Linked DNA regions of Homo sapiens: region 1 is linked to region 2. The links are chromatin loops, found by intact Hi-C in ENCODE. Cell type or tissue: thyroid gland. All regions are shown on one strand. Links, peaks and the distances in the headings refer to the core of each region. The heading gives the core; the rest is flanking DNA.

Evidence for each region. Peaks named below come from ENCODE experiments on the same cell type or tissue, not always from the same donor. Only the 100,000 strongest peaks of a DNase experiment are listed, where the experiment ranks them.
Region 1: it touches region 2 in a loop (2.2-fold over the local background); 4 of 110 quality-filtered maps call a loop at or near these places.

Annotation. Positions count from the first base shown.
Region 1 is chr6:134,249,602-134,256,519 of GRCh38, reverse strand. All of the region lies in intron 2 of SGK1 (serum/glucocorticoid regulated kinase 1), which reads left to right. Among named protein-coding and RNA genes, the nearest start is that of SGK1, 65 kb to the left of the region's middle. In thyroid gland, for the core only: no CTCF peak of the experiment used is centred there; a DNase peak (open chromatin) is centred at 2,559; H3K27ac peaks cover 1,467 bases.
Region 2 is chr6:134,196,860-134,203,777 of GRCh38, reverse strand. The region is part of intron 3 of SGK1 (serum/glucocorticoid regulated kinase 1); the gene reads left to right. Among named protein-coding and RNA genes, the nearest start is that of SGK1, 120 kb to the left of the region's middle. In thyroid gland, for the core only: no CTCF peak of the experiment used is centred there; a DNase peak (open chromatin) is centred at 3,647; H3K27ac peaks cover 2,555 bases.

The DNA.
Region 1 (6,918 bases), core at 962-4,961, 53 kb before region 2:
AAGGAAAGGAAAGTTTTGAAGTGGAGGTGGAGAAGGAAATCTGGTGTTAAGGAAAACATAGGATCGTATCAAGATGGCAGCCTGACCATGTAATGTCATCTCTACTTTCTGCCTTAAATGACACACACACACATACACACACACACACAGACACACACACACTTTAGCTTATAATTGTGCTAGAAGACAAAGTATACCATTGTGTAGATAAGGGATAATTAAGTATCTCTGAAAAAGAGAAGGCAGGTAGGATGATAAGTTTGATGTGGAAACCATAGTCCAAAATGATCACAGCAAAAGCTGGGGACATTGTAAACTATGTTTGTAAAAGGATCTGGCAATTTGGAAAATAATAATGTTCCAGATAAAGTCTAATACAAGGAAAGTAGTTTTAGCAATATAAATATCGACAAAATACAAAAAAAAAAAAAGGAAAAAGGACCAAAGAGGAATATTTCATGTTGAAGAAAAATATCTACCAAGAAGATAAAACATTCACAAATCTTCATGCACTTAACATAACATGGAAATATTTAAAGAAATAACTAACAAATAGAAAGAAAAATGGGCAAATTCTGTCAGAGAGGGACATTTTTCTCATACTTCCTAGTAATAGCCAACTCAAGAAGACTGAAGGCAGGGCACAGTGGCTCACGCCTGTAATCCCAGCACTTTTGGAGGTCGAGGAGGGCAGATCACCTGAGGTCAGGAGTTCAAGACCAGCCCGGTCAACATGGTGAAACCCTGTCTCTACTAAAAATACAAAAATTAGCCAGGTGTGGTGGCGGGCGCCTGTAATCCCAGCTACTTGGAAGACTGAGGCAGGAGAATCGCTTGAACCTGGGAGGTGGTGGAGGTTGTAGTGACCCAGGATCATGCCATTGTACTCCAGCCTAGGTGACAAGAGCGAGGCTCCATCTCAAAAAAAAAAAAAAAAAAAAAAAATCAAAATCTCTTGCCTTTGTTTGTTTTTGAGACAGAGTCTCACTCTGTCACCCAGGCTAGAGTGCAGTGACGTGATGTTGGCTCACTGCAACTTGAACTCCTGGCCTCAAGTGATCCACCCACCTCAGCCTCCCAAAGTGCTGGGATTATAGGCATGAACCACTGAGCCCAGCTGGGAATCTCTTACCTTTTAATTTAGCAAATCCATGTCTCCACATCTACCCCAGATAATTACTTGCTTATGTGATAACTGAGATAGGTACAGTAATATCCATTGCAATGTTGGAAATGGTGAAAAAATGGAAACATCAGGAGATAACAAAATTATAAACTTGTAGAGCATTATTAATTATGACATATCCATACCATAGAACACTATACAGTGATTAAAAACAAAGAGATTTGTAGCCGGGCACGGTGGCTCACGCCTGTAATCCCAGCACTTTGGGAGGCCGAGGCAGGTGGATCACCTAAGGTCAGAGTTTGAGACCAGCCTGGCCAACATGGTGAAACCCTGTCTCTACTAAAAATACAAAAAATTAGCCAGGCGTGGTGGCGCATGCCTGCAATCTCAGCTACTCGGGAGGTTGAGGCTGGAGAATTGCTTGAACCCGGGAGGCGGAGGTTGCAGTGAGCCGAGATGGCGCCACTGCACTCTAACCTGGGCAACAAGAGCAAAACTCTGTCTCAAAAAAGAAAAAAAAAATGAGATTTGTATATATTGACATATCCCATGGTATATTATGCTAGAAAAGCAAGTTGAAGATGAACATGTATATACCATTATCACATTTTTTAAACTTTGTATTTCTTTCTTCTTGTCTGTATATATGTGTGTTTATCTATGAGTGTGAGTATATATGTGTGGGTAAATGTAAATTAAAAGACGTGGAAGTATGTATATCAAATGACAATGGTGATTACCACCTTCCAGGGATTAGAACTGGCCAGTGATTAGGTGGAGGAGATGAGTCAAGGAGGACATTAGCTTTCTTTATATCGTTTAAATGTTTCAATCCCATATTAATCTATTACTTGTGCGTTTGGGGAAAACACCATACTCACCAGGAGCCTCACTCGTAGAAAGTGAACAGGTACAACTCCACCCTATTGATAGGAAGCCAGGCAGCATCACAAATATGATTTTGCACCATGAGACCATTCCATTGCTACAAATAAAGGCACTTGGAGGAAAATGGAAAACACAATATTTATGCTCCCACAGCACTTTGTACTTCTGCCTGTCAATCAGTTTGCTCTGCCCTGTGTGATATGTGTGTGCGTGTCCATGTATTCTCTAAGCTCCTTGCAGTTGTGAATCGAATGTGTTCATTTTCTTATCTCCTCCCGGGACCTTGCATACATGTGCTAAAGTTAGTGTGCTCTTTTTTCTTTTTGCCTTTATTAGCTAAAATTGATACTTTGTTGATGCATTTTTTTTTTTTTGAAAAAAAAAAAAAGGAGAGACTAGGACAGAAAAGGAGAGACTAGGACAGAAAACTCTGTAGCCCATGCTGGCTGTAAATCACGCACATTCCAGAGGCGCTGCATGCCAGGGACTGATTCTCATTAAGTTTGCCCTCTCATATGGGATACATTTGGCTGAGCAAGGATTTCCTCAGAGTCCGCTGTCCGTCTTTCAATTGAAGGCAGCTTGAAAGGTGCTTAGTCAGCGACCAAATGCTGAAGCCAAGGCACTGTGTGCTGTTTTAAAGGCCTAGTGAAGCCAGAGTCCTCTGGAAGGATCCATGCGATTTGAAGTTATTAGCCACGGTGCTGCAAACAGAAGAATTAACACTGAGTTGTTGACATAATTAAATATAAGGTTACTGCCTCTTCTTCCTCCTTTACAAAGGAGGAAGACAATAAATTACAAAGACAATAATAGAGGGGCACTGTAGAAAAAAATTTTTTATTTTTTTGAGACAAGGTCTCACTCTGTTGCCCAGGCTGGAGTGCAGTGGCACAATCAGGGCTCACTGCAGCCTCGATTTCCTGGGCTCAAGCAATCCTCAGCCCTCCAAGTAGCTGGGACTACAGGCTTTCACCACCATGCCCAGCTAATTGTTTTTTTTCTTTTTTAAATTTTAGTAGAGACAAGGTCTCGCTGTTGCTCAGTCTGGTTTCGAACTCCTGAGCTCAGCTGGGCGCGGTGGCTCATGTCTGTAATCCCAGCTCTCAGGGAGGCAAGAGGCGAGACGATAGCTTGAGCCCAGGAGTTCGAGACCTGCCTGGGCAATATAGCGAGACCCCGTTCTCCACAAAAAGAAAAAAAAAAAAAGAAAAACAAAAGACGAACTCCTGAGCTCAAGTGATGCTCTGCTTCAGCCTAGAAAGCACTTTTAATTAAGCTGGCTTCATACAATTCTGGGATGGATTCTGACCCATGTCTCTTGTTCAGCATTTCAAATGTCTTACTCCATCTGTTAGGCTCAAGAAGGTGTGTTGTTACTTTTATATTTCTTCTCAAAATTGTTGAGCTGTCCCTTTGAAGCCCAGAAGGCTTGGAAGTAAAATGATCAGCTAGGAATAGTTTCCATACTGACATACTTTTATATTGTCTTGAGTTTTTCTGATCTTTCTTAAAAAGATGCTATAAAAAATATACTTAAATCAGCCAGATGGCTTTATAGATTTCTGGTTTCTTTTAATTTATATCAAAAAAAATTTTATATAGGCTTATGGGGATTAAAATAACAGTACTTCAAATTGCTCATTTCTCCCAGTTTTTTGCTCTTGGCATGATGTATTATGGTCTCTGGAGAGAGGTGTCTGGTGATTCCTAAGCTTATCACCCACAATAGTCCTTATTTTTCACTAAATTTTCAACCATGTTATCCTTGAGAAAGCACGTAAAACAAATGATCAGACTAAATAAACTTAGATGAATTATTTCTATGTAGATTTAAATTACCTTACAATCCTGTCTGCGGCTTTTTTTTTTTTTTTTTTTTTTTTGAGGTGGAATCTCACTCTGTTGCCCAGGCTGGAGAGCAGTGGCGCAATCAATTTTTTTTTAAATCTGAGTCTCGGTTGTTAAATTTACAAAAATGAACCAGATTTGTTTCTTGTGCTAACAGAGAGAGAATGTCTACGTTAGCTGAAAGCTAAAATCAGCACACTCTCCCAAAAAGATCCTGATCAAGCCCTTGTTCCCAAGAGAAGAATTTCATGTGAAAGAGTTCGATTATAACTGGCTTACTGTCTGTGCAACGCGCACATTGTGTGAGCAGCCAGAGAGCCTGATAACCAGGAAGCTAAATCCTTCTCCTCCAGGAGTACTTCCATGTTTCCAATCCTGTTTCCTGGGGCTCCTAGAGCCAGGAGGTCACCCCTGTTCGAGTCACTGCTGACCTCTCTTCCAGGGGTGAGGATCAAGAATCTAAAGATTTATATCTCAGGATTTAGAGTGTGGAAAGAGATAGCATGGACTCCCTTTCTCTTCTCTAAGAATCAACCAAACAATAGCTTTACCTATCACGAAGTACATAGTTCTGCTGTATTTAGAAACATAATTTAGCTGGGCATGGTGGCTCACGCCTGTTATCGCAACACTTTGGGAGACAGAGGTGGGAGGATCGCTTGAGCCCAGAAGTTCAAGACCAGCCTGGGTCACGTAGAAAGACTCCCATCACTACAGAAAATTTTAAAAATTAGCCAGGCGTGATGGCACCCACCTGTAGTCCCAGCTACTCGGGAGGCTGAGATGGAAGGATTGCTTGAGCCTGGGAGATTGAGGATGCAGTGAACAATGATTGCACCACTGCACTCCAGCCTGGGTGACAGAGTAAAACCTCATCTCTAAATAAATAAATTTTAAACAGAGAGACACAATTCAAGTCACAAAAATTAAGTTTCAGGGTCAGGACTTGTGGGTAAAGCAAGTTTCTGGCTGCACTCGTAGCTCACTTGATTTTTATTTCATAAGCTCTCCAGGGAATCATAGCCCACCAGTGTGCCGCGTTCCCAGTGATGAGTCTGGAAGGGAATAAGGGACTTCATCCAGGCTATTTAGGACATAAAATATTCTAGGAAAACTACTCCCTGTCCTCTCCTGGAAATCTCTAGCCAGCAGTTACACTTACCCTTGGGGTTGAGCATATTTTGTTGGCTTTTGTTGTATGTAACCAAATCTTTCCTGCTTCTAATTAAATTTATTCCTTTAGTAAAATCCTTCCCAGAAACCATATGGCTATTTTCCACTAAAATAATATCCTGTTTTAGTAGTTTTGAGACTTTTAAAATTTTAAAAGAAGACTTTGTATGAACTACTAAAAATCTATAAGCAGGAACAAAATTTAAGGGATAAGCAAAGTTTAACTGCATGCCAATTCATTTTTTTTGCAGTTATTTCTCTTTTTCCTCAAAGTTTATCATTATACATATATTTTTCTTGGGTTGTTAATTGAAATGATAGAATTTAATTTACCAAGTAACATCCCTGTAGTGAAAACTACTCTACAAAGAACAAATTAAACAAAAATATGAAGATTCTAAGGGCTGGGTGCAATGGCTCACACCTGTAATCCCAGAACTTTGGGAGCCCAAGGCAGGATGATTGCTTGAGCCCAGGAACCCAAAACTAGCCTGGGCAACATAGTGAGACCCTGTCTCTACAAAAAATACGATGAAATAAATTAGCCGTGTATAGTAGTGCACACCTATAGTCCCAGCTACCTGAGAGGCTGAGGCAGGACAGCTTGAGCCCAGGAGGTCAAGTCTGCAGTGAGCCATGATCTTGCCACTGCACTGCAGCCTGAACAACAGAGTGAGACCCTGTTTCAAACAAAAATGTTTAAGGGTTAAAAAAAATGGGGGAAAGATTTAGTGATAATTTCTTAAAACCATATAATTTAATCCTAAAGTTTACCTTTGGGGACCTGAAAAGACTCTTCTTACAAATCTTCTACAGAAAAGGGAAATACAAACCATTAATATCACCTTGATATTTCTTATTCACATATAGTAAATTGCTTCTGGTTCATTCTACTTACACAAAGAGCCTTGGATAAACACCTAAATGTGCTGAGACACACATTTGTCCATAGTGTTCAGGATAAATAAATCTTTCTATTTTTACTTGTCATTGATGTTAGATCCCCTTGTCTTTTTGACCTAGTAAATAAATCAAACTATTTTTAGGCAAGATTCAAGCAAAACTCAATTTGTGTGACATCATCTCTTGAAAAAATCATCACAATCAACTGAAATGCACTGGTATTATATAAGTGACTCAGCTCTGTTCCGTAAGAAAACCACGCTTTTCTTATCGACCTTGAGTAGCAGACAGTGATATAAGAGCATATTAAAATCCTCTTTAAGGTCAAGCCAAATTCCACAGCTTGCTATCTATCATTTTAGTTTGCTTTTCCAATGTTCATTGGCCTTGAGAGTTGTAAATACACAAGTCTGTCCTCGATTCACTTTTCTCTTTTACTCTAGTGAGTATTTCCTGTTGTTTTCCTTTTGACTTGATTTTAAAATGACCATTTCAGGGGATTCATCTAGATTTCTATGTGAGAAAAAAAATTCAGGAACTTGGCATCTCTGGCTGGGTTTGATGAGTAGCAGATAGGTAGCTCTCTAGTTAAGTAACGTGGGGAGCAGAGGTTATAGGTCTTTGTAGATTAGAAAACGTTAAATGCATTAACTTGGTGGTAACAAAAAAGAAAGAAAGAAATTGATGACCATTACGGTTCTCTTCTTGGCTTAGAATTGCATGTATCAGCAGCCCTGAGTTATTTTTAAAACAAGCAAATCTGACACCAGCATGAAAGCAGACCTTTCAGGTAGTGACCACCTATGTAACAGGGTTACGGATACCAGAATGCTGAATCCTCTCCCAGCACACAGCAAAGCCTTGGTTTATTCTCTCAGCTGGTGTTTATTGAGAGTTTCTATCATAAGCTTGGCAGTAAGCACCCTAGGCTGTGTTTCCAGGACAGGGGGAAAATCCAAGCAACCACGCAGTTA
Region 2 (6,918 bases), core at 1,406-5,405:
ACACATCTTTATGATTATTATTATTTCCTAATGAACTGATCATTTTATCATTAGGAAATTTCCTTCTTTATCTCTGGTAAAAGTCTTTGTTTTAAGTCTATTTCTTCTGATAGATACAGCCAGTCCAATCTTCTAAAGCCTACTTTTCACATGGCATATTTTTCTTTCCATTTTCTTTCAACCTGTGTCTTATAGTTAAGGTGCTTATCTTATAGACATCATGTGGTTAGATTTTCCTCTTAAAATCCTATCTAATGATCTCTGTTTTTTTTACTTGTGATGTTTAGCCCCTTTATACTTAATGTAATGACACAGTTAGATTTAACTTTACTGTTTTGCTATTTGTTTTCTATATGTCCCTTCTCTTCTTTGTTTGCTTATTCTTCCTTTCCTGACTTCTCTAGGATTATTTGAATAGGTTTTAGAATTTAATATTAATTTACCTGTTGACTTTCTAGTTATCCTCTTTGCATCACATTTTCAGTGGTGCTCTGAAGATTACAATAAATGACTTTATTTTTATTTTTATTTTTTTGAGACAGAGTCTCACTCTGTTGCCCAGGCTGGGGTGCAGTGGCACAATCTTGGCTCTCTGTGACCTCCACCTTCTGGGTTCAAGTAATTCTCCTGTCTCAGCCTCCCAGGTAGTGGGATTACAGGCACGTGCCACCACGCCTGGCTAATTTTTGTATTTTTAGTAGAGACGGGGTTTCAGTATGTTGGCCAGGCTGGCCTCGATCTCTTGACCTCAAGTGATCTGCCCACCTCGGCCTCCCAAAGAGCTGGCATTACAGGCATGAGCCACTGTACCCAGCTGAGAATAAATGACTTTAAATTTTCATAGACCATCGTCAAAATTTGCAAACAATGTAGGTGCATCTACCCCACTCTACCCTCATCTTTTATATTATAGCTGTCATATGTATTATCTATATATGTACTAAACCCTACAGTACAGTGCATTTTTTAAAAAATAAGGGGAAAATTATCTTTTGTTTTTATCCAGATATTTGCCATTTCTGATGTTCTTCATTTCTTCCTGAAAATCTGTTTCTCTCTGGTATCATTTCCCTTTAGCCTGGAAATTTTCCTTTAGGATTTCTTTTTTTTCATGTTTTTATTATTTTTTTGAGATAGAATCTTGCTCTGCCACCCAGGCTGCAGTGCAGTGGCGAGACCTCAGCTCACTGCAACTTCCACCTCCCGGGTATAAGCAATTCTCCTGTCTCCTGTCTCAGCCTCCCAAGTAGCTGGGATTACAGGTGCATGCCACCATGCCTGGCTAATTGTATTTTTAATAGAGACAGGGTTTCACCATGTTGGCCAGGCTGGTCTTGAACTCCTGACCTCAAGTGATCCACTCACCTCAGCCTCCCAAAGTGCTGGGATTACAGGAGTGAGCCACCGCGCCTGGCCAGGATTTCTTATAAGTCTTCTGGCAGTGAAATATCTTAGTTTTCTTTTATCTACATGATATGTCTTTATAAATGGAAATACCTTTATTTCATTCTTGAAGGATATTTTTGCTAGATATGGAATTCTGCGTGGCTACTTTGTTTTTCTTTCTTTCATAACTTTAAAGATATTGGTTCTTGTCTTCTGGCCTGTAGAGTTTCTGATGAGAAGTCAACAATGTTTACATTATTGCTATGCTGAATGTAACGTGTAGTCTTTTACTGGCTGCTGTAATTTTATTTTTATTTTTATTTTTATTTTTTATCAGTTTGACTATGATGTGCCTAGAGTAGAATCTATATTCTTTAAGATGTAGATCTCTCAGGTTTAGGAAGTTAAATATTCTTCTAGTTCGCTAGTAGTTTTCTCACAGTTTGAAACTAGGTGACGCAATTGTTTCTCCCGTGGTTTCTACACTGCAGCATGCCCTTTCTTCTCCAGCACATCAGCACTTGGAAACTCTTTCTAACTGCCTTGAATTCTGATAAGTGCAAACACAAGCTTGAGCAGCTCCATAGCCATCCATCCACAACACCAAATCTTATGAGCCTGTAAATGGATTCTTTACAAAGGCCATGTTCTAGTCATGGTTGCAGTACGAGTTTTATTACTGTAACTTTTACAAATTCCTGAAATGATTTTAATAATACAAGAAATAATAGGTCGGGTGTGGTGGCTCACACCTGTAATCCCAGCACTTTGGGAGGCTGAGGCAGGTGGATCACCTGAGATCAGGAGTTCAAGACCAGCCTGGCCAACATGGTGAAACCCCGTCTCTACTAAAAATACAAAAATTAGCTAGGCCTGGTGGTGTCTGCCTGTAATCCCAGCTACTCAGGAGGCTGAGGCAGAAGAATTGCTTGAACCCAGGAGGCAGAGGTTGCAATGAGCCGAGATTGGGCCACTGTACTCCAGCCTGGGCAACAGAGCGAGACTCTATCTCCAAAAAAGAAAAAGAAATAAGGCTGGGTGTGGTGGCTCACGCCTGTAATCCCAGCACCTTGGGAGGCCGAGACGGGCGGATCATGAGGTCAGGAGATGGAGACCATCCTGGCTAACACGGTGAAACCCTGTCTCTACTAAAAATACAAAAAATTAGCTGGGCATGGTGACGGGCACCTGTAGTCCCAGTTATGCAGGAGGCTGAGGCAGGAGAATGGCGTGAACCCAGGAGGCAGAGGTTGCAGTGAGCTGAGATCGCGCCACTGCACTCCAGCCTGGGGGACAGAGTGAGACTCCATCTCAAAAAAAAAAAAAGAAGAAAAGAAAAAGAAATAATACAAAAAATGACAATGTTTTTGTCATTTTTTATGGAAAATATATTCCAGTGAATGGAGTATTTTCATTCAAAATCAGTCATCATCAGAGAGTATTTTATTTATTTAATGTAGTGTGTAATCTGTTTTTTGTTTTGTTTTTGAGACAAGGTCTCACTCTGTCACCCAGGCTGGAGTGCAGTGGCATGATCTCAGCTCACTGTAGCCTCAGCCTACTGGGCTCAAGCGATCCTCCTGCCTCAGCCCCACAAGAAGCTGGGACTATAAGCACATGCCACCACACCCAGCTAATTTCTTGTATTCTTGTAGAGACGGGGTTTCTCCATGTTGCCCAGGCTGGTCTTGAACTCCTGAGCCCAAGTGATCCACCTGCCTTGGCCTCCCAAAGTGCTTGGATTACAGGTGTGAGCCAGCATCTGGCCTGATACACAGTTTAAATAGAGTTAAATATTAGGGGTAGTTAGTCCACATTGCTTGATAGAAATAGAAGTTAAATAAAAACATGATTTTGTGAAGAATTAAGGAATTATTCAAGGTAGTTTCATTACGTGAAATCTGGTAGAATTGCCTAGATTTTGACATTCACTCTTTTTGTGTGAGTGCCAGACGACAGGACTAGCGTGCTCAGTTGCTATGTGTAGATAGATACTGGTATACAGTTGGAAAAACAAAAGTCATTTTTTAAGTCTTTCTTTTTTATCATTATAACATAAAAGTGGCATATGCTCATCATAGGGAAAAAATGAAAAATAGAGAAAGGAAGAAAATTGATCACCCGTCATCTTACTGCTCACACTTTTGTTCACAGGGCTTAGAATTTCTCATGCATTCCCAGCATTTGTTCAGACAGTAAGCAAACAGGCTGCACAAGTTTAGGTTCTTTCCTGTTATCTTTGTTTTTAGCCTTTGAAACCTGAGTTGTTTGTTTTTGTACACCTTTGTTTTTCAATCGCTGGTCCTGCAGTGGCCTATAATTTCCTCTTGAATGAGAATTTCAAGGTAGAATGAGTTTCTTCATACTTTCAAAATGTGTGTTTTTCCCCAGTACTATTATTGGCAACACAGATAATGTTCTTTGCTTAGAGAAAACCAGATAATGAAGTGGTTAAACAACAAGATTGATTTGCAAGCCATTATTTTAGCTAGACACTGGTTTTGCCAGGTAAGAAACATAATTCTTTGATGTTCCCCTGGCCTTTTACTTGATGTCCCTTTTTAACAAGACAATTCTACCACTGGGGTTTTTTAAATGTCTAGATTTCTTTCAAACAAAAATTAAAGAGCAAGAATCATTACTGTATAAATTTTTCCCAGAGGAGAAAATTTAATTTTTCCTTATATTTCCAGGATTATGCGTTGTTCATATATATATATATTTTTTTCTACATTTATTTTTCTTTCTTTTTTTAACTTTTGTTTTAGGTTTGGTGGTACATTTGAAGGTTTGTACATAAGTAAACTCTCTTTCTTTTTTTTTTTTTTTTTTTGAGAGAGAGTCTTGCCCTGTCGCCCAGTCTGGAGTGCAGTGACGCAATCTCAGCTCACTGCAACCTCCGCCTTTCAGGTTCAAGCCATTCTTCTGTCTCAGCCTCCTGAGTAGCTGGGATTACAGGCACCCGCCACCACGCCTGGCTAATTTTTGTATTTTTAGTAGAGATCCGGTTTCACCATGTTGGCCAGACTGGCCTAGAACTCCTGAGCTCAAGTGATCTGCCTGCCTTGGCCTCCCAAAGTGCTGAGATTACAGGCGTGAGCCACCATGCCGGGCCAGCATAGGTAAGCTCTTGTCACAGGGGTTTGTTGTGCAGACTGTTTCATCACCCAGGTATTAAGTCCATTATCCAATAGTTATCTTTTCTGCTCCTCTTCACCCTCCCATCCTCTATCATCAAGTAAACCATAGTGTCTGTTGTTTCCGTCTTTGTGTTTCTAAGTTCTCATCATTTAGCTCCTATATGTTTTCTCATAGTTCATCACATTAAAAAAATCAGCTCAAGCTGGGTGTGGTGGCTTGCACGTATGGTCCCAGCTACTAAGGAAGATGAGGCAGAAGGATGGCTTGAGCCCAAGAGTTGGAGGCTGCGGTGAGCCATGATCATGCCATTGCACTCCAGCCTGGGTGACGGAGCGACACCTTGTCTTCAAAATAAGTAAATACAAGAATAAATAAATAAATAAAAATTAGCTCAAATTTCTGGGGACTTAGGAATCACTACTGGTAGCTCATGCCTATAATTCCAGCTACTCAGGAGGCTGAGGCAGGAGGATCACTTGAGGCCAGGAGTAAGACCCTGTTTTCAAAAAAAAAAAAAAAAAAAATAGAAAAAGAGAAAAAGAAGAAAAAAAATCACTATAAAGTGGTATATCCATATTTACTCAGGAGCAGTAATAGTTTATGTACCAAATGTAGAAATAAAATGATTCATAATTTGAAAACATATGGACTACAGAAATATTTTAGTATTTCAGAGAATATATAAAATGATATCATTGGATTAATACAAGCAGAGGAAGGACTTCAGTACATGAATTTTTTAAAGTAAAGAAAACAATTTCTAGATTTTTTCTCTTGAAAAGCAAAATACTCATATTTATAGCTAGAAAACAATTGCTTGTCTGCCGAAGTATGGCATTATCTAACAAAAGAGAAAAATGTGATAAAAGTTAAACATCATCTGCTTACACAAGAATTTTCCATCTGATACATGTTGGCCAGTATATTCATGGTAGACTTTGCCTCCTGATATTACAGATAAATTATCTAGTAAAAATCTGTGGACACATGAAAATCCTGTGGGTTGACTAACCTTGTTTACTCAGGTCATAACTACAAAGCGGTAGCTATCTCAGTAATAAAATCGTCTTACACACAGTGAAGAATTCCAAAGTCTCATAGTGTCATCAGTGGGAGCAGAGATGAAGCTAGGATTTGAAAAGAACAAGGACACAGTCATAAGAACCTAAATTATCCTTTGGCCTATATCTTGTATACCCTCCACCTCATTAAACAAAAATTCTGTGCAAAGATTGGCTTCCCTAGAGGCCACTTATGTTTCTTGTGGATGTTCACCCATAAATTTGGTCCCCCTGTTAACTGACATTTGGACTATTTTTGCTATTTTATTTTATTTTATTTTATTTTATATTTTATTTTATTTTATTTTATATTTTATTTTATTTTAATTTAATTTTATTTTATTTTATTTTATTTTATTCTTTGAGATGGAGTCTTGCTTTGTCGCCCAGGCAGTGCTCTCAGTGGCGCGATCTCAGTTCACTGCAACCTCCACCTCCCGGGTTCAAGTGATTCTCCTGCCTCTGCCTCCCAAGTAGCTGATATTACGGGCATCCGCCACCATGCCTGGCTAATTTTTGTATTTTTAGTAGAGATTAAGTTTCACCATGTTGGCCAGGCTGGTCTCAAACTCCTGACCTCAAGTGATCCACTGGCTTCAGCCTCCCAAAGTGCTGGGATTACAGGTGTGAACCACCACGCCCGGCCTACTTTTGCTTTTTATGTGTTGAAGCTTGATAAATAATGACCTCAACATAACAATAGCTGCTGATATTCTTGACCTATTAACTGAACTACAGATGGCTGGTCATAACTTTTTATGCCATCAAATGAAGGGCCCCCTTAAGACAATAAAAACATAACACCTTTGGGTAGACAGAAATGAGAAAAAAAATGTACAGACAAGTAGTACCACATCTCAAGTTAGAGTCTCCAACTTGCCAGCTATCTTCCACTACTCCCCAAAATAATTTCCTGTACATTAGGGTTTTTGTTGCTGTTGCTGTTGTTGGTTGTTTGAGACAGGGTCTTATTTTGTCACCCAGGCTGGAGTGCGGTAGTGCGATCACGGCTTACTGTGGCCTTGACCTCCCAGGTTCAAGCGATCCTCTTATCTCAGCCCCCCAAGTAGCTGGGACTACAGGCATAAGCTACCACGCCCAGCTAATTTTTTTGTTTTTTGTAGAGATGGGGTTTCACCATGTTGTCCAGGCTGGTCCCAAACTCCTAAGCTCAAGTGATCTGTCCGCCTCAGCCTCCTGAAGTGCTGGGATTATAGGCGTGAGTCACTGCACCCAGCCTTATACATTCAGTTTTTAACAAACTTTCTTGTCCATGGTATATGCACAATCAAATGTGTTGAAAAAATGAATACAATTAACACTGCCCAAA